Linked DNA regions of Homo sapiens: region 1 is linked to region 2. Evidence: read pairs that join two places in POLR2A ChIA-PET (ENCODE). Cell type or tissue: OCI-LY7. All regions are shown on one strand. Each heading gives the region's core, and the rest is flanking DNA. Links, peaks and the distances in the headings are about the cores only.

Region 1 (12,517 bases), core at 3,336-7,335, 120 kb after region 2:
AACTTGCCCCCATGATTCAATTACCTCCCACCAGGTACCTCCCATGATACATGCGGATTACGGGAGCTACAATTAAAGATTAGATTTGGGTGGGGACACAGTCAAACCATAACAGCCCACAAGGAAATTCCTAGTGGACAAAGGACAGACAGAACTCAAAGTCATCCCTCTGCTCACCTGTGACAGACATGTATCTGATTGTTTCCTCTGCCCTATTGTTTCACTGAGCCAGACTAAGGCCTACATGACTATTTGTCTAACCCCCACTCACATGGAAATTGTGTCTTCAGTGAAAGGCTGATCAGAGACTCAAAAGAATGCAACTGTTCATCTCTCATCTACCTACAACCTGGAAATGCTCTCCCCACTTTGAGTTGTCCAGCCCTTCCGGACCAAACCAATGGACATCTTACAGGTATTGACTGATGTCTCATGTCTCCCTAAAATGTATAAAGCCAGCTGTGCCCCGACCACCTTGGACACATGTCATCAGGACCTTGTATGGTTGTGTCACAGGTGTGTCTTTAACCTCAGCAAAATAAACTTTTGAAATTGATTGAAATCTGTCTCAGATACTTTTGGCTTAACACTGTCAAGGCCCAAATCTGCAGGGTGGGCAGGCAGGCTGGAGGCTGGGGAAGAAGCCCAAGCTGCAGGAAAAGTCCAAAAGTGCCTGTGGCTTCATTGCCCCTGCTTGGAGGCCAGTCTTTTCCTTGTAGGGTCTTCACCTGATTGGGTGAAGCCCACCTGCATCATGAAGGGCCACCTGTTTCCCCGAAATCTGCTGATGTCAATGTTAATCTCATCCACAAACGCCTTTGTGAAAACATCCAGAATAATGCTTGACCACATATCCGGGCACCGTGGCCCAGCTAAGCTGACACGCTAAATGAACCATCACAAGCTCCTGTTCTAAAGGCTTGGGATGTTGTCACAAACAAACGGAACTTACTTGGCAGCATTGAAGATAAATGATGAACAATAAGCAGTTTCATATGTCGGGCAGTGATGGCTGCCATGGAGAAGAGGCATAGCAAGGTGAGATGGTACCTGCAGTGTGTGAGTGGGAAGGGGTCATCGTAAACGGGGTAGTCAGAGTCAGCTTCCTGGAAAAGGCTGGTGTGAGCAGAGAGTGCAGGGGCCAACCAAGTGAGCCAGGAGGCATTCAGGAAAGGACTTTCAGGGTAAGGGGACAACCATGGGGGGTGCCTGGAGGAGCAGCAGAGGCCGGGGTGGGGGCAGCTGGAGCAGAGGGAGCAGGGGAGAGCAGTGGGAATGGAGGTTGGGGAAGTCAGTGAGACCAGCTCCAGGATGGTTGGAAGCCTTCTCAGTGTGAGAATTACGGTGATTACAATGATGTGGTTATTACATTAGACATAGCATGGACTCAAGAGTCGGATGAATTCCAGCTCAGTCCCCAGCTTCTCCACGTCCTAGCTGCGTGGACATCAGCCCATCAGTGAGTGTCTTTCTGCCTGGGTTTCCTTACCTGCAAAATCAGATGCTTATAGTACCCACCTTGGAGGGTGGCCGTGAGAAGAAACACAGTTGCCCAGCTGCAATGTCACAAGCCCAGTGGGTGAAGGTGCTTTCATCTTTGCTCCTTTGATCTTCCTCTAAGGGACTTTGGGTGTCTTCCAACATTCAGTTGGAACTGTGTTTAAACAATACATTTTAAACCCCAAGTGTCCTTCCCTACTTGCCATGCCATGATGTATCGGGAACTACTAATGCTGGGTGCACGCGTGCTTCGGCAGATCTTATAGTCATCCTTCTTCTGCCTGTGCCTGCACTTGAACTGTATGTCCACCATCACTGGTCACTGATTAGGAAAGGTGCAGCTGCACAGCCAAGATGGTGCATGTGTGCTCAGTCACACAGAATTGTAAATATTCTCCAACCCACCGTGGGATGCTGCCTGCAGCCACCCTCCTACCCTGTACAGGGGAGCTGGAAGGCAAGATCCAGAAGTCCAGGGAGCACAGCTGCCAAGAACAGCAACAACGACCTTAAGGCAGGTGCAAGGGTGGTGATCCACCGTAGATCGTCTAGAACTTCCTGTCAATTTGGGTGCTTCTGACTTGACTTTTAAAAAATTTTAATTTCTGTTGCCTATTATTTTTAGTGGCTCAATTTTAAAACCCATATCTCCTGCTCTTCTTCTTTAAAGTTTCTGGGTCAGTCTAAATGAAGAGTATCTTGAGGACAAGACGCTAAAAAAAGTTATCATTGGCAACTTATCTACATGAATCAAAATTTTCACATTTTTTCTGCCACCAAAATATTGGAAACTATGATTAGTATAAGTGTGCTTTTTTTTCATGTACAACTCTCAGTTTCAATTTTGGTTCTCCTCATTCTCCTTTTTAGCTAGTTTTGCTTTAAGATAATTAAATGTAATAACTTTAGACTTGTAAAATAAACGTCTACTGATATAATACCAGCTTACTCTGTTGTCTCCGTGTGAGATTTCCTCCAGGCTCTGCTGGGTGAAAAGCAGTTTGACACGCACATTGCTTGTGCTTTCCTGACAGGCAGCTCTTTTGTTCCTCCAATTCCCAGTTATCCTTTTCTTAAAGAGGTACTTCTTGTTTGTTTGTTTTTCTTTGACTTGAAGGAAGTGGAATTCCTGTATTAGCAATGAAAATGAGAAAGAATCCCAGGGCAGCCAGAGCTGTCTTTGAGTTTGTGGCACTTAGACTGTTTCCCCTGGCTAGTTCCTCCCTCTGTGCCTGAGCTGAGGGAGTCTGGAATCACAGAAATTAGGGTGTGCAGGCAGAAGGTTACAGTCATTCTCGAAGATTAGAAAACCCAGACTCAGCAATGGGGGCACTCACCTGGGCAGCATAGGTAGGTGTAATAGCTACAGGGCTGGGCCCCTCGCTGTCCACTGTGGTCACTGGTTGATTGACTGGGCCTCTGGGGCACAATCAAAGGGGTGTCCAGATGACAAAAGACAGGGAGCAAATTCCCTTCCTGTTGACTCATCCAAACTGCAGAGGTGATCAGCAGAGAAATGTGGGTTGGTGATAAAAGGAAGAAAAGAATCAATAATAATAAATGATAGTGATGATTATCTGTATTGGTCTTGACAACGAAAATGGCCCCTATCACTTCCCTAGTGCTTGTTATATTCCAGGTGATGTGACCAGCCAGGCAGTGCTCACCCTCCATCCCCAACCCACCCAAGTGCCCCGCGCCCGCTTCTCGGATGAGAAGGGGGTTGCTGGGGGAGGGGTCTGAGACCTCACAGCCTCCAAGGTCCCAGGCTGGTCCCCGGCGTGAGGAGGGAAACTGCAGATGTGGATTTGACCAATTGAATCCTGACCTCCCAGAGCTCAGGAAAATGCTCTCTGGAGGAGGACTCTGTGTGACAATGCCCATCTCCCGGTATCTCTTGGTGCCTCGAGGAAACTGTTTGCTCTTCTGTGAACAGAATCCAGGCCAAGGAAGTAAAGGGAGAACGGCAGCCCCTCCTGAGGCTGTGATTAAGGACTTCATGGAGAGAAACACATCGCTCCTGGGACACCAGCCCTGAGGAAGCACCAGCTCTGGGACCTGCAGGGCTCCACTTGACCTCTTCTGCTTAATTCCAGGGTGACCTTCAGAGAGTGGACTCCAAGCAGGAGCTCACAGCAAGAGCTCCAAGCACCGCTAATGGTTCACCCCCTGGAAACCGTCTCTGTTTAGACCTGGGCTTCTAATAAATTAATTTTAAGATGGCAGTACAAGTTTGAAGAGGGCACCTTAGAAGGCATTTGCAGCCATGAAGGTTGACTCCGTGGTACATGTAACATTACGTGAGCTGGAGGACAGCCTGACTCCTCTTTACCTTTCAGCTGGATAATAGGAGCTAACATTCATCTTTCCAAGTAAGAGGACCAAGTGTGCTCCCAATGGTAGGAATTCCACAGACAGCAGCAGTGTGCAGCCCACGGCGTGAATTCAGGTGTCCAATATCACCTTCAGAAGCATGTGAGTGAAGGGATGGACATGAATGTGAGAGAGAGAGAGAGAGAAAGAGAGAGAAAGAAAGAGAAAGAGACAGACAGAGAGAGAAGAGGGAGCGAGAGAGAGAGATTGAGATTCACCCCTGTTATGGAAAATGTCTAGAATAGAGTTTCCCAATGCCTTATTTTTGTCTGACATTTCAAAAAGATTAGTGTGTGGGTGTCAGGTATTAATATTGATCTTCATTCATTCCTTTGGGTAAACAGCTGCTTGAACACAGCACCACTTGATTTCTTTAATTTAGAAATAGAAGGAGAAGGAAATTGCCTTTCTTTTTGTTTTGACTTGATAGCTGGAAGGGTCCTGGCTTAAGCGGGTGAGTCCATGGCAGCTGAAGCTGTCCTGAAGACATATTCATGAGTCCAACTGGCAACCCTCTTCTCTGCGATGGCTCCATGATGTTCGTCTCAGTTTCTTCAGAGGTAAAACGAATAGCCTGGGAGATGGCTCAGGTTCATAGCTCCAGCCAGAGGGTATCTTCTGCAAAACAGCCCCCAGCTGACAGGACCCCAGAAAATGTGCTGCTACATTCCAGCTTTGTGGGTGTCCCTGGCCATGGTATAGGGCAAATAATCTCTCCAGCTGCCCTCTGGGTCCTCTAGGAAGGGACATGGCTTCTCCCAAATCCTCCAGTGAGGATGGGAACAGTCCCCTGGGTAGGATGGGGCGAATCCATCTATCTGGGTAGGATAGCTGCTTCCCAGGCCTGGATGTGCTGTCAGAGGTGCAGTGAGGACTCTGGGGGAGCAGCTGGTGTCCTCCTTGTAAGCCCCATGGCCTGGGTAGGTGGTCATGAAGACCTTGCAGTAAGACTGGGGAGCAGGGGGAAGTTGTCTCCCTGCTTAACTGCTGGCGTTCACCGCATGTTCACTCCAGTAATGATTCATTTATTTGGCCTGTGTGATTGAAAATGACTGCGGCTCCGGCAGGGTGAGTCACACCGACGGGTGGTGATTAACATGAAGGGATTGGTGATGAAAGCTCATGGTCAACCTGGGTTTCTGGGAAGGATGGCACATCGTTTAGGCTTGGTGACAGGCTGTTCCCAGGGGTAGAAGCATGGACTTCCCAGGGCTCCCCCTCTAATCGCTTTCCAGAATGGTTTTGCTTTAATTGGTTGCCCCTGGTGGTCTTGGGGACCATAGGCCACGTCATGTCAGTACCAAGGATCTCCTAATTTTCAAGGAGACTCAAGGCAGCAACTTTCTCTCTAACTGACTTCTTCCAGCCAAGCGGCAACTAATTAACTCGGCAGTGCCCTCTCAGCCCTGCCTGTATCCAGAGGTGCATGCCTTTCCCTGCTGCGGTGGGGTTTTATTTGTTTGTTCATGTGTTCGGCCAGAGCACCTCCCTGGCAGATCTCCGGGCTGGGATGGGCAGCAGGGTTAGTCCCATCCTCCCAGCGGTCAAGTGCCAGCACCATCTCCAGCACCTTATCCTCGTCATAAGAGTTTTCCTTGGCAGATGGGAAGACGGACAGATGAACCTCAAAGTGCCACGTTCTCATGCTCATTGGAAAGTCTAGCAGGCAATGGCCTGGGGCTCCTTCTGCTTTGATGAGTCCTGGGTAGGTCTTGCTCATATTCTGGAACCAGAGAGACCTGCAAAGCATTTGTCTATAGCATCAAGGGTTCAAGTGTTTCTCTTGATCTAAAGTCAGAGGAAGAACAAAACACTACTCTGCAAGTAACTCCAAATAACGTTGAAACTGTTTGCTCCTCACAATCAATATCTGACCTCAGGAAGAATTATCCTGAAGCACTTTCTAGATTCTACCCAGAAGCTGCCAGAAAGGATGGTGGAGACGCCATACATGTGTGTATCGGGACCACACACACCTGCAGGAATGACCTCTGCCCAGGCAGCAGCGTCCAGGGCTGTGGGGAGGCAGCACCAGCTGAGCTCCTCTCAGGCAACCTTCGGGGCACCCTCACAGCATCCGCTCAACATACTCAGATCGTCAGCATCTGGCAGGTAAATGTGAGGCTGAGAGCAGGATTTGAACCCAGGCAATAGGACTCTATCTTTATGTGACTGTGCTCTGGGCAGCTTTGAATTCAATTCAAATTGAATTGGGCTCTGGGCAGCTTCAATTCAAGCTTTGAATTGAAGTCACCCCCTGAAGACATTTCATGAATATATGTTGCCTGCAGGCTCTCTCCTGGCCTCTGACTCTGTCCCTAGGATGCAGTCATCCTGCAGCACACTCAGGCCAGGTTTCTCCAGACTCAGGCTGCTTCCCAGGTTCAAGGCCTGGCTGAATGGTGTGACCTTGGCCAAGTTTCTTATCTCCTTGTGCCTCATTTTTGTTTTTTCTTTTTTTTCTTTTTGAGACAGAGTCTCGCTCTGTCTCCAGGCTGGAGTGCAGTGGTGTGATCTTGGCTCATTACAACCTCTGCCTCCCGCATTCAAGTGATTCTCCTGCCTTAGCCTCCCAAGTAGCTGGGACTACAGGCGTGTACCACCACACCCGGCTAATTTTTATATTTTTTAGTAGAGATGGGGTTTCACCATGTTGGCCAGGATGGCCTCGATCTCCTAACCTCGTGATCTACCTGACTCGGCTTCCCAAAGTGCTGGGATTACAGGCGTGAGCCACCTCACCCAGCCTCTTTTTCTTATATGTGAGTGGGGGCAACTCTGGTACCTGTCCCTTGGGGCTTTGGGGCACACCTGGTGGGTGATGTGGGCATGAAGCATGGAACTCATGTCTGCAGAGCCTGAGTGTCTGTCAGCACAAGCTCCCTGACATTATTCTACGCTGCTTGGAGCCTTGCAGGTGCCTCCCTGGGACAAAACATTGCTATTGTTTTCTTTAACAAGCACAACAATGTTATTTCTACACCAGCAATTTCTTTCCTGGTCTGTTGTCCTGGCTCATGCTCCTTGTCCTGGCTCCCTGGCTTTTGTCTGAATATGTCTTAGCAAAAATGTCTTGCTTTCAGTGGAACTTTGTCCCTCTCAAATGCTCAAAGCATTTACGTAACAAATGTCCCTGAGCTGACACCCTTCATGAGTCAACGTGCTGGATGGCATGATGTCAGGGGAATGTCAGGCACGGGCTCCGGACCCGGGAGGGATCTGGTGCATGTATGGTCCTTTCACTTCATGGAGCCCTGTCCCCTTTGGGGGTCCAGGCAGGTATGCACCTGGCCACGACAGCATACAGAGGAGACTTGGACATGTGAAAATGGAGAGTGGACGTCAACATGAAATTAAACAAGATCAAGAGTAAAAGGTGAGGAAGAGAAAGAGAAGCCCTCAGGAGCTCTTGGCTGCTGGAGAGGGAAGCACAACACAGGCTGGGTGTCGGAGAAGCGTTGGAAGCCGCAGCCGGCCTGGAGATGAGGGCAGGATGTGGATGAGCTGTGCCCATGGTGAAAGGGGGGACAGGCTGGAGGGGAAAGAGCATTTGCAGAAGGCAGAGGCAGGAGCCACTGTGGCTGGGTAGAGAGCAGCCAGGAAGGGGCAGAGAAGCCCCCTCTTAATGAGAGGCCCTTACGGTTTCTGACACAGAGCACTTCCGCGGAAATGGTTTTAGGAAAAGGCACCTGATAGCGTGGGGTGAGAGGGTCTGGAGATGGGAGACGCCTGGCAGGGTCCTCTGGGAAGACAAGAAAGCATGTGTCTCACTCTGTTGTCATCTCCTCATTTGCATTGTCCCTCAAGAACTCCTGTGGATGGAGTCTGGAGACAGAGCTTCCGGCTGAGGCCTCACAGCCCAGACAACCTCTGACTGTCCAGCAGCTGCAAAACGATGGCGCCCACCATGGGCACAGAGGAGCCAGGAGACAAACGCGGCCTCCTGAGTTCCCAGGGAAGAGGCAAGAGGGGGTAGTTGTGCGGGAGGCAGGAGCAGTTGGAACTGGGAGGTATCCCTTTGGAGGGCGTGGGCTGGAGGTTTGAGATAATCACTTTTCACACAGGAGGGATAGGCTGGACCCCAGGCGTGGCTCGCAGGGGGCTGTGTGGGGCCTGGCTTCCAGTTCCTGTCCACCCCAGGCTGGTGGGAGGTGATCTTTGGGTGATTAGAGGACTGGATGCCCTTTTGCTCTGGCCTGGGTTTCCATCCTTCTGAAATAAATTGTTTGCTTTACAGTGGAAGACATACCCTGTTCCTTTATTTTTCTAAAGCAAATCCAATCCACTCTGAGCCTCCAGTAGGCAAGAAGTCTGAGATCATCACACCATGGGCTCCTTCATCCCTGCCCTGAGTGGGATGTGGGCCCTGGTGCTTCCTGCTGCCAGGATCTGGGGTGGCCTGGACTTTTGTCCTTCTCTTTTATGGGACCAGCAGCCCAGGGTGAGCCTCCACTGAACTTCCTCCTGCCACTGTATCCCCCTCTGTCTCTCTCTCTCTCTCTATCTCCCCCCTCTTCCCTCTCCACCTCCTTCCCTTCCCTTCTCCCCTCCCCTCCCCTCCCTTCCTCTGTCCTCCCCTCCCCTCTCCTCCCCTCCTCTTCCCTTCTCTTCTCTTCCCCCTTCCCTTCCCTCCCCTTCCCCCTCCCCTTCTGTCTGTCTCTCTTCCTCCCTCTCTCTGTCTTGCTGTTTCTCTATGAGGGCTGCTGCAAAGTCCACTCAGTGAAGTCCGCTCCACAGATCTCAGGCCAGAGACACCCCTCCATACACATACAGAGGGCCCAAGGCAGCCTCTCCACGTGTTAGACAGAATAACAGCCACTAAAGTTGCCCACACTCTAATCCCAGAAACCTGTATATATGCTGTTACGTGGCAATAGGGAGTTTGCAGACAGAATTAAGGCTATGAACTTTAAAATATGGACATCATCCTGGTTTATCTGCTAGGCCCATGGTGATCCTGTAGGTCCTTGGAAAGGACGCCTGCAATGGACTGAATGGTGCCCTGTGATGCAGGAAGGAAAAGGCCGGAGACAGTTGATATGACAGTCCCTGTCGTGCTCCACTGGCCTGTCCTTGCCCAGGGGTGACGAGCACTGAGACCCCTTCCCGGGAGTGGAGAGGAGATCTCAGCAAGTGGTTGCCTCAGAGCAGTGGGCACAGGCACCTAGAATGTTAGAGAGAAAGGGCACCAGGGTGGGCTGGATGGCGGCCCCCAGGAGATCTGTCCACATCCTAATCCCAGAAGCTGAGAACATGACTTCACTTGGGAAAATGGTAATGCTATTAAATTAAGGATCTTGAGATGATATCATCCTGATTATCTGGGTGTGATCCCTAAATCCAATGGCACACAGAGAAGATACACGTAAAAAAGAGAAAGCCATGTGAGGACGGAGGCGAAGATTTGAGCGGTGCAGCCACAAGCCATGGAATGCCTGGGGCCACCAGAGGCCGGAGGAGGCCGGAAGGACCCTCACCAGCACCTTCCAAGGGAGTATGGCTCTGCCAAGACCTTCACCTTGTGTTTCTGGCCTCCAGAGCTGCACGGAAAACGAATTTCTCTGGTTTAAAGCAACCCAGCTTGTGGTAATTTGTTATAGGAGCCCCAGGAGACTGATAGAGGCACAAACATGTGGCATCAGATTCCCTGGGACAGCTTTGAAATGAATATTCTTGGCCCACTGTTAAATTAGTAAAGTAAGGATTCATAATTTCATATATTTATTTGTAGAGTTGAGGTCTCACCTTGTTGCCCAGGCTGAAGTGCAGTAGCATAATCATGGCTCATTGCAGCCTTGAACTCCTGGGCTCCAGTGATCCTCCCACCTCAGCCTTCCTAGTAGCTAGGACTACAGATACGCACCACCATGCCTGGCTAATTTTTTTGTTTGTTTTGTTTTATTTGTAGAGGTGGGGTCTAGCTGTGTTGGCCAGGCTGGTCTGGAACTCCTGGCCTCAAGTGATCCTCCCCGCTCGACCTCCCAAAGTGCTGGGATTACAGACGTGAACCACTGTGACTGGCCTAGGACTCATACTTTTTAAAAGCTCCCCAGAGGATTCTTATATAGCCATTTCATGGGTCTGTGTTTGAGAAACATTTTCTAGTTTAATTTGCTTATTTTGCAGACAGGAAAACAGAATCTCACCCCGACCCCCAGCCCATTAGGAGAGGAGGGCTCTGGCCTCAGGCCTATCAATAACTCCTAGCTGGGGGCTCATTGGTGAGTGGTCAAGAAATTGCCCAACAGCGTGGTTTCGAGGGGGCCAGCCTCACCTCTCCTGGTCTTGAGATTTTAGCTGTCCTGAGAAAGCGAAGGCTTTTGACAAGATGACCCCCCTCCCCTATTTTCCTTGCTTTTCCTTGCAATTTTCCCACAAGGAAGTTCCTGGGGGCCGCTCTTGTACCTTTGGAGCTGTGACCGGCTAAGTGTGAATATGGGACTGTGGGTGGACTTTGAGACGCCCTGTAGAGGGAGCTTGTGGTGGAGCAAGACAGGGTCCGGAGAGGAACGCAGATCAGAAACCGTTTCCACACTGGGTCCATCCACTGCTGAAGCTGGAGCCAACCTATGCCTTAGAGGTTCCGATTCCATGGGGCAGCAGAGTTCTTCTTTGTGCTCAGGCTCACTCAACTTCTGCCTTCCCTTAATTTATGTGATCTTCCTTAGCTGGGATTCAGCCTGAAAGATCCATGATGCAACTGTATTTCCAGAGAGATCTGGGGAGGACAGAGAGCATCATCCACTCCACCTTCTTCGTTAGAATAACGTAATAGGCTCACAAAATCCTCAGAACAGCAAGGAGAGACTCATGCAACTCGAATGTCTCCACCTTGGCCCTGCTCTCCCTAAGGCAGAAGAAGGACCTCAGATCCCTGGATGGGATCGGCCATGGAGCCCTGAGAAGCTGTGTTACTGTTGGTGCTATGAGTCCTCTGTCAATATTACTAATATCATTTAGTTAAATTAAATCTACTCTTCAACTATTTTGTAAGAAATCAATACTGGCATGTGCATCTCTCTTTGTCCCATCTTATTCTTTTTTGTTTGGTTGCATTTTAATGGTTCTGTATATTCAGAAAGGAAATAAAAAATGAAAGCTGCCAGGATTAATTTGTCATGGATCAATTTTCTTGTATTGGGGACAATCATGAATATATCAGAGCCCAGCTGCTCTCATGCTCTGAGGTTGTCATAATGGACTTCCATCGATATGACTTTCGAGGGTAAAATGCACCCCCTGTGACCTTCGTAGAGTCTCTCCTGTCATCCTGTCTGTGCTGAAGACAGTAAATGGTTGGGATTAGCTATTTTATGTTATGACATGCATTCTTTAATCTGAAATGTGTTTGTACCCCTGCAAACCCTGCTGCATAATGAAAATCACTTTTCCACAGTGATCAACAGCAGTCTTTAGCAGACCGTCACAATGCTGGGAACAGGGGAGGTGTGTGCAAATGACCACCATCCTACCTGCACTCTTGGATTGGGGCAGGGGTGGGAAGGAAAACCCAGCAGTTCCCAATGTGGAGAGGGATGGGCTAAGGATATGCAGCAGGAGATTTGAGGGTACAAAGCGGGGGACTCCCACCCCCGCTTTGAGGGGGGAGGTTCAGGGAAGTTTTGCCAGAGGCCTATGGGCCAGTTACGGAGGACTTTTACATCTCTCAGTGGAGAAGAGAGAAAGATTGCTGGTGGCTGGACATGGTGGGAATCTTGAAATTACAGTGGACTCTGTGGTTCTACAGACCTGGGTGCAAATCCCAACTCCACAGCTAAACAGAATCTCATCCCAGCACTCAGCTTATTAAGAAATGAGGGCCCTGGCTCCAGCTCTAACATGAATTCCTAACTTGGGGCTCATTGGTGAGTGGCCAGTGAATGGCCCAACAATGTGGTTTAGGGGAGGCCAGCCTTGCCTTCCTCTGTCCCATCTCTTCTCACTTCTTCTGGATAGGCTTAAAGCTGGGCCCAGGGGTCTTGGTCTTGGGGACCCCTATATCCTTGCCTTCAAGGCAGATGACTCTTACTGATATTCCCACATTTTCCACTCCTTTCCCTTTACCCAAGCCTGCCACCATTTGGGGGAACCCCAAATGAGTAACAACTTCTGCCTTGCTTCATTTTACATGATTCTCCTTAGCTGAGATTCAGCCTGAAAGGTCCGTGATGCCCAATATTTCTAGGGAGTTTTGAGAAAAGAGAGCATCATCAGCTCCACTTTATCCATTAGAATAATGCAATAGTCCCACAAAATCTTAAGAACAGCAAGGCAGCCTCATGCAACTCAAATGTCTACATTTTGGCCCTGCTCTCCCTTAAGGCAGAAGAAAACCCTCAGACCCCTGGACAGGATCAGCCATGGAGCCCCGAGAAGCCACGTCACTGTTAGTGCTATGATTACTATGCTCTGATCCCCAATTTTCTCATCTGAAAATGGAGACTATAGTGGGACCCTCTCGGCAGAGTTGTAGTGAGGCTCAAGTGAAACAATTCATCTGATGCTCATAGTCCACTGCCTGGTGTATGTATGGTGGGCTCGCAATGTATGTCAGCCTCTTCTATCCTGGTTTCCACCAAGAATGTCACCACCATCACCATTGCCTTCATTGTCCACAGACCCTCGTTTCTCCAAATAACTTAGC
Region 2 (12,517 bases), core at 4,905-8,904:
TCTGTTTCTGTGTTAATTCACTTAGGATAATAGCCTCCAGCTGCATCCATGTTGCTGAAAATGACATGACTTTTATCTTTTTTTTTTTTTTTTTTTTAGACAGAGCTTCACTCTTGTTGCCCAGGCTGCAGTACAATGGTGCGATCTCAGTTCACCACAACCTCCGCCTCCCGGGTTCAAGTGATTCTCCTGCTTCAGCCTCCTGAGTAGCTGGGATTACAGGCATGCGCCACCACACCTGGCTAATTTTGTATTTTTAGTAGAGATGGGGTTTCTGCACATTGTTCAGGCTGGTCTCGAACTCCCAACCTCAGGCGATCCACCCGCCTTGGTCTCCCAAAGTGCTGGAATTGCAGGTGTCAGCCACCATGGCTGGCTGACTTTGTTCTTTTTTATGGCTGTGTAGTATTCCATGGTGTATATGTACCACATTTTCTTTATTTAATCTGCTGTTGATGGGCACCTGGGTTGATTCCATGTCTTTGCTATTGTGAATTATGCTGTGATGAACTTACAATTGCAGGTGACTTTTTGGTAGAATGATTTGTTTTCCTTTGGGTATATACCCAGAAATGGGATTGTTGGGTTGAATGGTAACTCTATTTTTTTGTTGCTTGAGAAATCTCTAAACTGCTTTCCACAGTGGCTGAACTGATTAGGCATTCCCACCAACAGTATGTTAGCATTCCCTTTTCTCTGCAACCTTGACAACATCTGCTATTTTGTGACTTTTTAATAAAAGCCACTCTGACAGGTGTGAGACGGTATCTCATGGTTTTGATTTGCATCTCTCTGACGATTAGTGATGTTGAGCATTTCTTCATATGTTTGTTGGCCACTTGTATATCTTCTTTTGAGAAGTGTCTGTTCATGTCCTTTGCCCACTTTTTAATGGGGTTGTTTTCTTCTTATGGATTTAAGTTCCTCATGGATTCTGGATATTTGTTCTTCATTGGATGCATAATTTGCAAATATTTTCTCCCATGCCATTGTCTGTTTACTCTGTTGACAGTTTCTTTTGTTGTGTGGAAACTCTTTAGTTTAATTAGGTCCCACTTGTCATTTTTGTTTTTGTTTCATTTATTTTTAAGGACTGAGTCATAAATTCTTTGCCTAGGCCAATGGATGACAACATTTTTCTATGGCTAAAACATACTAAACTGGGCCATATGTATGGATACAGGAATTTATAGTACAAGTATAAAACCATTGATGAGAAGGATCCAAACCTACTCTAATATAGTGGTCATATTTGGAAATAGGCTCAGGCAAGGGTCTCAAGGGAGCTTCAGGCTTGGGGTGGACACAGAGATGCATCACCCAGGCTCCATTCTGGGAGGGCTTTGCTGCCGAGCAGCAGGAAGTGTGTTGGCAGACAGGCCCCGGCTGAAGCTCCTTCAGCGGCAGGCCCAGCAGCCAAACTGCCCTGCTCCAGGTCTCATCTTCCCAGGGCAGCCACACCCAGGGACTGAGCAAGGCAGGGGGACAGAGGCCACTCGCTGCTGGGCGACTTGCTCCAGGGCTCCTGGTCAGTACTCCGTTGAGCTGCCTGGTGGTTCCCTTTCCCCCTCTGCTCAGTTCTGCTCTCTCTCTCATCCCTTCCTTTGGGATCTAGTATCCCAAACTCAGTCTCAGTGACTGCTCTCTGAAAACCCCACCTGCAACAAACTGTATTGGCACTGTTACATTTCTTTAAAACCATTGTTCTAAATATAAACAGTAAATACAGCCATGCAAGTGTGTTCTGTCCTTAGGGAGCTGAAACACACAGACTTGTTTATTTGATCACATCTACATTCACTAGGGAGAAGATCACTAGAGGTTTACATATTTACAGATTTTGAGTTTTATTTTCCTTTTATTAACATAAATACAGTTTTGCTCATTGAAGTTCTTATTTCAGAGCCTGACTTTCTCATCGAAACCATGGCTGCTTGGACCCAGGCTCTCCCCATGAGGTAATAAATGTGCAAGCACTTTGCAGGGAAAATAAGTGCCTGACACCTGACATAAACACGTTTGTTTCCTTTTTATTCTCATCATCATCACCATCATCGTCATCAAAACTACCTAAAAACACAATGATGGAGCAGTGGAGTGAAAATGACAAGGTGTGTGTGTGTGTGTGTGTGTCTGTATGTGTGTGTTGCCATAGTTTCCGGATAGCCTATTAGTCTATGTTAGTCTATTCGTCGGCTTGGGCTGCCCATAACAAAACACCACAGTCTGGGTGACTTAACCCATTTCCCATTTAGGGAAAAAAAAAAAAATTGCAGCTTGCTGCCAGTGCAGTATTCTTGGGGCAAATGGGAAATGGGTTAACAACAGAAATTTATTGTCTCCGTTTTAGAGGCTGGAAGTCTCAGATCCAGGTGCCAGCTGAGAGGTGAGGGCTCTGTTGCTGGCTTACAGACAGCCACCTTCTTGCTGCATGCTCATGTGACCTCTTCTTTTTGTACCTACAGAGAGTGCCCAAGCTCCAGCATCTCTTCTTCTAAGGACACTAATTCCACTGGATTAATTCCACCCTTATGAACTCATTTAACGTTAATGACCTTTTATAGGCTGCATCTCCAAACATAGTCACATGGGGGTTAGAGTTTAAACACACGACTTTGGGAGGGACACAAATGGTGAATACAGAGAGGACTGAGTTTGATTCCCTAAGAAGCAGAATCTAAAGTCTTGAGTTGTTGAAGGTGAAAGCACTGACACTAGAGGAAAGGACAGGATGCGAGGGAGAATGCAGGAGGAGAAGCCTGCTAAATCTTTAGCATAAAAAACACAGTCAGGAAGCTAGAATTCAGAGGGAGACCCATCCATGCCAACCTCCATGATGTCAGGTGTAGCCTTTTGCTTAGTCAGAGAACTTGCCCCTACAGAAGGCTTAACTCCTGCACACGCACCACACAGTAGTAACAAGCCCCCAACACCTCACAGCAAAAATCATCAGTGAAGACAAAGGCAACAAGAAATGCAAGAGCAGAGTCATTTTTGGAGAATGATCTTGTCCAGGTCCAATGAGAGAGGGAGTTGGGACATGCCAGTAGAAACCAGAACTGTTATTCTCACTCATCTGCTGAGATCCAAGGGTCTCATTTCTTTTAGGGTTTTCCTGAAGGCATCCATTTTCAGCCTCATAATTTTTAGGCTCTGTCACAGCAGTTTATGAGAGTAATTATGTTTATCCTTTATTTGGCTAAAACTAATGAACCAATGATAAACAACTCAGCATTTTCTTCTCTGTTGAATAATGAATATTAATTAACCTGTCAAAAAAGGACTGGCACTCATTACCAAATATAGCATTGACTCATTTGCATGCCAAGGCATGGAAAGGCTGCCACGGGTTTTGAAAGGTAAGTGTGTTCAGATGCTGTCAGAGCACTTGCATTGCCTATGGAACCAGTTTGTGGTCTCAGCCACAGGAGCTACGAGGCACCGAGTTTTGGCCCCAAACACCTGACTGGAATTTGAATCTTCTGTTGGCATCATAGCCGCTCATCAAACTTCTCAGTGGTTGATTTGAAAATGTCTGTGCTTGGAAAATGTGCCACCAGCAAGCACCAGGAACTCGGCCAAGGGCAACTGCAGTGCCATCTTTGGTGACATATGGTGGTATCTGCATTTTGATAGAGCCAACATATGGATTCTAGGCTTCTCCTCTTGGGAGGAAGGATGGTGTGGTGAAGAAGGAGCTGTTGATCCATGAATTGGGCATCTGCATAAACACAGTGTATTTGGCCTGGGCATTGAGTTGGCTTTATTCTGAGCATTCTTCAGGTGGCATTTGGAAAGGCTGTATCTCCCATTAGATAAGCAATGGGCGGTTTGACCTGGCCAAAAGGGAGCAATAAAATAAGGATAAGTGTCATGTTGTTTTTGTATTTTTATAAGACTTCAGGAAACACTTTTTAAAATACAAAACAGAACTGACTTGCAGGAAATAGTAGGAAATTCAATGATTTCATATTATGAGGCAGAATTTTTAAAAATAAAAATTAATCTTGAGTGAATGGGAATGTGAAAGGAAGAGAATAAAATACTAAATTTTTTTGGCCAGACATTCCTCGACTAATGGCTCATTCCTGTAATCCCAGCACTTTGGGAGGCTTAGGTGGAAGGATTGCTTAAGGCCAGGTGTTCAAGTCTAGCCTGGGTAACATAGTGAGACCCCCATTTCTAAAAAAATTTTAAAAATTATCTGGGCATGGTGGTGCATGCCTGTAGTCCCAGCCACTTGGGAGACTGAGGTAGGAGGATTGCTTGAGTCTAGGAGTTTGAGGCTGCAGTGAGCTATGATCTTGACACTGCACTCCAGCAGGACAACAGAGCAAGACCCTGTCAAAAAAATATTAACTTTTCTGGGATCATGAGGAAGGACTCCCTCACTTTATCCCTTAACTCAGCCATAGTTTCAAGGGACCATGTGGAATCAGGAAGGTCAACTGGGCATGTCCTGACTTGCCCTTTAGGACCTGGGCTGGTCTCTGCCCCTTCACTCAGAATGCTGACACATAGGACACTCAACTGAGAATCAACTGCTCAGGGCCAATTTTTTTTTTTTAATTACCAAAGAGAAAACCAAAGTTATAAAGCATTTATGACTCAGACTGACATTGCCCCTCATTTATCTACTCCCAGGCCTGAACAGTGCTCTTTCTACTCTATCAGCTTAGCTATGCCTTGAAATTGAAGAATAGAGACGAGAGCAAGGGGTAGGAGAGAGAGAAGAAGAGAAAGAGACAGAGAGCGCGCACGAGAGAGAGAGAGAGAGAGAGAGAGAGAGAGAGAGAGAACAATACCGGGAATGAAACAGTGGTGTCATTTTTGTGCATGGTAAGGTAGTGTGGGGTTTAGAGGGAACATAGTCCACACCAACATTCTCACTTCTGACACCAATTGCAAATTCAGGAGGTTTCCAAAACCATTCTCAATTTCAATAATTTTTTAGGACTTGCAGAACTCAGTGAAAGGTGCTGTTATAGTTTATCATGAGAAACTGCTGCATATTACAATCAGCCAAGGGAAGAGGCACCTGGGCAGAGTCTGGCAGGTTCAAAATATAGTTTCCAGATGATATAGTTTGGCTCTGTGTTCCCACCCAAATCTCATCTTGAAGTGTAATAATCCCCGTGAGTCTCAGGAGGCACCTGGTGGGAGGAAATTGAATCTTGGAGGTGGGTTTTTCCTGTGTTGTTCTCATGATAGTGAACGAGTCTCACGAAATCTGATGGTTTTCTGAAGGGGAGTTCCCCTGGACACGCTCTCTCTTGCCTGCCATCATGGAAGACGTTCTCACGAAATCTGATGGTTTTATAAAGGGGAGCTCCCCTACACACGCTCTCTCTTGCCTGCCATCATGTAAGACGTTCTCATGAAATCTGATGGTTTTATAAAGGGGAGGTCCCCTGCACATACTCTCTCCTGCCTGCCATCATGTAGGACATGCCTTTCCTCTTCCTTTGTCTTCTGCCATGATTGTGAGGCCTCCCCAACCATGTGGAACTGTGAGTCCATTAAACTTCTTTCCTTTATAAGTTACTCAGTCTCGGGTATGTCTTTATTAGCAGTGTGAGAACAGATGAATACACAAGGTGTCTCCTCCCTATAGAGCCCTGGACAGTGCTAACTCCTCCAAGCCATGACATGTGACAATGCACCTGGACTATTTTCCACAGGGAAGCTCACCTGTGCCTTGGTGTCAGGAGTCCACCCTCATTGTGGCTTCATGAACAGCTGCCCACATGGCTGACCTTTAGCCTCCAGCCCTCTAGAAGAGGAGTATATACTGCATGCCCCAAAGCCCTCATCACAAAGCACATTGCTAAGCTGCGCAGTGGCCAAGGCCCCAGGTAAATAGACACATCCTTATCAGAAGGGAAATGCCAAGGGCCTACACAGCATGTCTCAGCAGCTGGGGACAAAAACCAGAACTTTCTTCGGGCAAGGTTAAGTCATTTACTGTACAGGCAGTGACAATTAGCCCAATAATTTTGGGCGGGGTTTATTGAGGAATGAACTAAGATGAGGCAGAAAAGTTCTGCAAGTCCTTCTAAAAAATTATCGAAATTGAGAATGGTTTTGGAAACCTACTGAATTTGCAATTGGTGTCAGAAGTGAGAACGTTGGTGTGGACCGTGTTTCCTCTAAACCCCACACTACTTTACCATGCACAAGTGACCAAGTTATGAAGGGCCTTGAGTGCCGTGCTGGGGACTCAAGACTTTATCCTGAGAACAGCAGCAAATGGGCCCTTAAGGTGTTCAAGCAGGATCCAATATTGGTGTTAGGAAGCCAATGACCACAGGATGGAGGAGGATGGATGGGAGGCAGGGCAGGGGCAGACAAGGTGAGAAACCAAAAGCAAAGAAGGCAAGGCAACGAGCCTCCACCTCGAAAACAACCAAACTTACCCTCCAAAGGATGAGGACTTTGTCTCTGAAATCAAAACTCAGTCTCAGAATTGATTTTTTTGAAAAGTCTATTTTTTTCTTGATTTACTTATTGTCCACAGGATTGAAAATGTAAGAAAAAAAGTTGAACTTTAGAATTTAACTTTCGACATCTCTTTATTAGCAAGGCATGCTAGTAAGCAGACTGGGCTTTCAGTGTGATGCCGTGTGGAACGTGGAGGAGTCACAGGCATGTGGGTTGTGATGTCCTCAACACAGAGTGGTGTGGGGATGCAGGAAGGATGTTCCGTAAAGGGCCAGTGTGCATAGGAGATGTGAGGGGGGAGTGTGGTTCTCCCCAGCTGAACCTGGAGGAGGGACAAACATCCCTTCTCTGTTCCATGAGCACTTCTCATGAGAGAAGCTCTAGGTCATCTGGGTTTTCCTAGATAATGAGGACCTCATTTTCTTTCCACTCAGGACACTTTATGAAGACCGCTATGTCCCTCTGAATTTCTATTAAGAAATCCATTTATTTACAGGAATCTTCTAAGAGCACTTTCTGTTAACCATACGAATGGTGTAGGTGAGGAAAAATAATATTCTCCACTTCATGAGTTCTTAGCTGAGACTCCCGGGAAGAATAAAACAGATTATCAAGAGGAAAATGGACAGAAGTTGAATTGCATGTACAAGTATATGTTCTGTACACATGAGAAATAACCCAGAGAGTTGAGTAAATCTCTAGGGTAGATCTCAAAATGGTAGTTTAAACTTCAGGCTTAAATACCATTCTTCTCTGAAACAAAGAAAGAAGGATGTGAGAAAAGACCTGTTAAAGAGACATAGCCAAAGCCTGGTGCTTTCACATGCACCTGCAGTCCCAGCTTACTTTTTCTTTAGTCGGCTCTCCTTTTTATTAAGCAATTTTATTTTTTAAGATAACTTCAATTTATCTTTAAATAGTTCTAAATCTAAAAAAGGCACCAAGATGTGAAGCCTCACTCCCCATGTCCTGTCACCCAGTTTCTCTTCCCAGAGGCAGCCACTGTTTCTACACACACTCACACACACACACTCTCTCTCTCTCTCTCTCTCCCCTTTTTCTTTTTACTTTTTTTTTTTTTCTGAGACGCAGTCTCCCTCTGTCGCCCAGGCTGGAGCGCAGTGGCACGATCTCGGCTCACTGCAACCTCCACCGCCGGGTTCAAGTGATTCTCCTGCCTCAGCCAGGATTACAGGCACGCACCACCATGCCCGGCTAGTTTTTGTATTTTTAGTAGAGACGGGGTTTCTCCATGTTGACCAGGCTGGTCTCGAACTCCTGACCTCAGGCGCTCTGCCCGCCTCGGCCTCCCAAAGTGCTGGGATTACAGGCGTAAGCCACGGCACCAGGCCCCCTTTTTCATTTTTTAAAATCATACAACAGTAGCATATGCTACACATTTTGCCCCTGACTTTTGTTTCCATTTTATTATATATCTTGTTGTTTCCCTCGTAGTTCATTTAGGAAGCATTCTTGCCCCTCCGTATAGCTGCATAACATTCCACTTCATGGATAGCCCAGTATTCACTTGATCAATCCCCTTTTGTTGGATATATAGGTTGCTTGCTGAGGGATCTCGTAAGTATGTTGCAGCCCTTGAGTCCACTGGTAAAAATCTTAGATGGGACTCCATTCATCTTATGGGATACATTGTAACATTACTGTGAATGGAAATCCAGTATCCTTTTGGGTGATTCAAAGGTTACTGTAATAACAGTCAATACAAAGGAAACAATGTTAATGAATTCTCCATAGATGCTTTAGCCTGTCCCAGGTGAAGCTTGTTGAGGCTGCTCTAGCGTGTTAAAGGCATAGTACCTCCCACTGGGGACTTTCTTGGAGAGACTCAGTATGTCAAATCATCACGGAGGGTGACAAATGTGAGTGTGGGAAACAGCCTGGTTCAAACGAGCATGTTCAGCTCAACCACCACCTGGCTGTGTGTGTCCAAACAAAACAGGTGTCTTGCCTGATTTGTGTCTCGGTTTCCTCACTAGTTAAATGGGGATTATGGAACTGGGTGTGGTGGCTCATGTCTATAATCCCAGTGACTCAAGAGCCTGAGGCAGGAGGATCACTTGAGCCCAGGAATTTGAGGCCAGCCTGGCCAATGTAGTGAGACCCCACCTCTGTTTAAAAAAAAAAAGAGAGAAAAGAAAAAGAAAAGAAAAGAAAAGAAAAAGGCAGGAAAAGGACCTTAAACAAAGCTAAGCCTTGTTATATAGATTTAAGTCGATGCCTTCTTCATTGATGAAGGCTCTTTAGTGATATGGGGGTCAACCTAGCAATTCTCTCCCTGGTGCAGAGAGGGAGACACCCTTCCAAAAGGAGATTTATTTTACAGATGTAAATCTCTCTTGCAAAAGGGTAGCTTTTTAGTCATATTTGTTTTGGGGGTGGCATGTTTTGTTCTCCAGCAATAGCATTGCATTACCAATAGTTTGAAGGCAGGTCATTGGGCTCGATATTTTTATTTCTGTTCTGTATTTCTTCATCCTTGGGGAGCCACAAAATATGTTAATGGGTAATGGAAGAAGGGTAGAGAAGGCATCCATAAAACACAAACCACACTTGAAATCCTGATGATTTGGACTGGAATATTCTGATCTGCCCCTGAGGTGAGTCCTTTGCAGGAATCCGGTGCTTTTGGATGCAGAATGTGCCATGGAAGAACTCCAGAGACACCTGGAAGACAACACTGTACATACTCTCGTTCAAAAAGCATCCACAAAAACTCCCTTATCTGCAAGGCAGGCAGCAAATCTCTAGGAGACAGGAGGAAAAGAGTCAAGGAGCCAGAGGATACCAGCTCGCTGAGCAAGCAAAGCCTTGGCAGAATCACTGAGAGGGAACCTGTACTTACATTAACACTTCTGTTATAATTCAGTGACGTTACAAGAAGCAACAAGAAATGACTGATTAAGACTCATTGGAAAGAGGTTCTAGTGCAACTTCCCAGAGTACAAACAAAGCTGAGTGATCCATAAGACACATCTCTGTCCCCCAAAGACAGACAGAGACTCCACAGGAGGGGTGTCTCCAGGGACCTCGCCCCCCAGAGAGGTAGAGACAATGGGCAATAGTGAGTTGGATGCAGAGTGGAGACACCCACAGGGTCATTGCCATCTCTCTGTGGCATGGGGATTCATTACACGTATCGCTACAGAATGGAAAATGTGCCATTGGGGGAAGCTTGGATTGATTATTTAAATGAAGGCTCATAAGATAGGTTAAAGAAGACAGTATTCTAAAAATAAATAAGCCAAATTATCCTTCATCTTCAATTTATTTAGCCACTAATAGTTTTTTAAAAAAGGTTCTCAGAAGGAAGGATAATTAGCATTTCAGGAGACTGTTGTGGTCACTGTTGCTAGAGGGCAGGTTTGGCTGATGCCGTCCAGGCTCTGATCACAGACTTGCTTTTGGCTGGTGCAGGTTGGTCTGTGTGACTAGAGTGCCATCCATCCCAGGACCACCGTTTTCCAGGTTTATGACTCATTTTTTTCCACACCAGTGATGATACCAATTGCCCAGGGAAAGGGTTTTCTAGACAAATATGGCTGCCTTTTCAAATCACCAAAATGCATCATACATATTTATTAAAATTCTTTCTTCATACCCACCCTTTTTTTGGGAGATTCTCACATAAGCTTCCTTGGCTGCCATAACAAAAAACACCACAGTTAGAGTGGCTTAAACAACAGAAATTTATTCTCTCTGAGTTCCAGAGGCAGAAGTCCAACATCAAGGCATTGGCAGCAGGTTGAATCTGTCCGTGCCTCTCCCCAGCTGCTAGTGGTGGCCGGCGATCTTTGCTTTCTTTAGCTTGTTGGAACATCACCTTGATATCTGCTTGTGTGTTTCCATGGCTGTCTTCTCCCTATGTCTTTTTGCATCATCTTTCCTCCGTGCACATCTGTCTCTGTGTTCAAAGTTCCCTTTTATAAAGACACCAGTTATGGTGGATAAAGGCCCTCATTTTGACTTGATTCTATCTGTAAAGATCCTGTTTCCAAATAAAATCACATTCCAAGGTGCTGCATTTTTGTCTTTTCTTGAGGGACATAATTCAACCCATAATAGCCTTGCATTTGATTTCTGTAATGTTTGACTTCTTTCATGTTATCAGAGAAAGAAACTGAATTCCTGATGACCAAATGAAGCGCTGAAAGACCCACGTGGAAACTGCAGACCCTTCATGAATGCTGTTGGGTGGGTGGCCACCAGATTTTATTTGTCTGTTTCCTCTATGGCTGTTTGTAGCCCCCACCCATCCAGCTGCATAGCATTGTTCATAGGGCAGAGCATTAGCTAGAAAGGGTAGAGAGAGCTGCAGAAAAGGAAGAGTCTCATCTGCCAGCTTGGCTGGCATTGTCTTTTTTTTTTTCCCCCCTGTTGTAGGATTAGGAGAGTGAGGGTTCCATACCATGTTCTGCCATATTGTCAAGGAAATTACAGATTTTGCATATAGCAGCACAGAACCATCCAAAGTCAATAATGATAATTACAGCGCCTTCAAACTTGATTTCCCTGGCACTAAATGGACTGTGACTGGTGCATTTCTGGAAAACATCGCCCCACATCTTACTTGGTGGCACTTACATACATACAATGATGTTTTGTCCCGATTGAGTACAGCAAACTGGGTTCAGTGGAGTGAGCACTCGGCAGCTAAAGGTGCTGTTGTGGCTTTGGAGGGAGAGATGACTTGGGAAGAATAAATACAGGTAGAGATGGAAAGAAAAAAAGACCCCTAGGAAATGAAGTGCCCTGGCAAAGGTTGGTGGAGCTGGCAGTGAACCTGGAGGAAGTACAGAGGCCCAGAAAGGAGTAAAGGTCTATCTTCCTGCCCAGTGTCTGCCTCAGGTGCGCTCTTCTGACTTCTGAACTTCACAGTGCAGAGTTTAGAACAGCATCAAAGAGCACTGGCTTTACGATCAGGCAGACCTGGATATAGAGCCCAGATCAGACACTTCCCAGCTGTGTGACTTTATATAAATGTTTCATTTTCCCACTTACTCTAATGGAAATGTTCAGACTTGTCTCAGAGAATTGGGATTAAAAGTAATAAAAATGGGGACATAGGAAAAATGTACAGCATATGGGAGGATAAAGTGGTTCCTTTTATAACCTGCTGCTTAGATGACAGGGTGGTCTGTGCTGGTGAATAAGGAAAGCTTGTGAACTAGAAGCTGGGCACAAGAATCTTTGGACCACTCCAAAGACTATGGGAATCTAAAAGATGTTAACTATGATATTGTGACCTGGTAGGGAGGTCTCTGTTTTGAGATTCTAGAGCTGTTTAGAACAACAGCAGCAACATAAGCATGACAAATAACACTTATTTAGTCCTCCCACAAGGGTTACAAATAAATCTACTGCATTCTTCAACCTGGTTTGGGGGTCACGGGGGGCGGGAGGAGGGCGGCTATTTTGGTCTCAGGTCAACTTCCCCCGTAAGTATGTTATTCTTTTGTATATACCAGATTTCAGAGTAAATCAAGGTACTGTTAAAGAACAAAATTATTCAATGATACTTGTTAAAACACAATAAGAAAGACTTTGTTCAGGATGATCATGAAAGGTACAAAGACTACTGCAATGCAGTCTTGCCGTGGGAGAGAGATTGGACTCAACTCTGAACACAGCCCATGCCAGAGGGAATTTATAGCCGAAGAGCAGAGTAGGAGTCAGTGGATGGAAAATGACTAGGAGGAAACATCAGGGGTAGGGGGACTCTGGCTAAACCCAATTAACAGGATTCTTGCTGAAGACAAGCCAGGTGATCAGATGTCACCTGGGGGGGTGGAGGATGAGGAAACTGATCAGATATCAAGGGCGGGGGTCTACGCTAAACTGACTTAGAAAGGTTTTTTTAAATCTATCTGTCTGTCTGTCTATCTATCTATCTATCTATCTATCTATCTATCTATCTATCGAGAGAGCTAAAACTGGATATATATCTCTATATACAGAGATAGATGTATCTATAATATATAGAGATATATATAGATATTTCTATTTATATAGAGCTATATATAGATATATCTATAGATAGACTTCCTTTTAACTGGTG

The links. ChIA-PET counts read pairs that join two places held together with the same protein. Peaks named below come from ENCODE experiments on the same cell type or tissue, not always from the same donor. Only the 100,000 strongest peaks of a DNase experiment are listed, where the experiment ranks them.
Region 1: POLR2A ChIA-PET joins it to region 2 with 5 read pairs; 2 of 35 experiments call an interaction of 5 or more read pairs at or near these places.

Annotation. Positions count from the first base shown.
Region 1 is chr1:4,955,876-4,968,392 of GRCh38, reverse strand. No RefSeq gene overlaps it. Among named protein-coding and RNA genes, the nearest start is that of LINC02781, 11 kb to the left of the region's middle. RefSeq lists an enhancer at 2,046-3,245. In OCI-LY7, for the core only: no CTCF peak of the experiment used is centred there; no DNase peak of the experiment used is centred there.
Region 2 is chr1:5,075,956-5,088,472 of GRCh38, reverse strand. LINC02782 (long intergenic non-protein coding RNA 2782) reads left to right here. Exons shown (of 6, transcript NR_183671.1): 5 at 100-222; 6 at 1,904-2,014. Among named protein-coding and RNA genes, the nearest start is that of LINC02782, 16 kb to the left of the region's middle. RefSeq lists an enhancer at 3,764-4,963. In OCI-LY7, for the core only: no CTCF peak of the experiment used is centred there; a DNase peak (open chromatin) is centred at 7,252.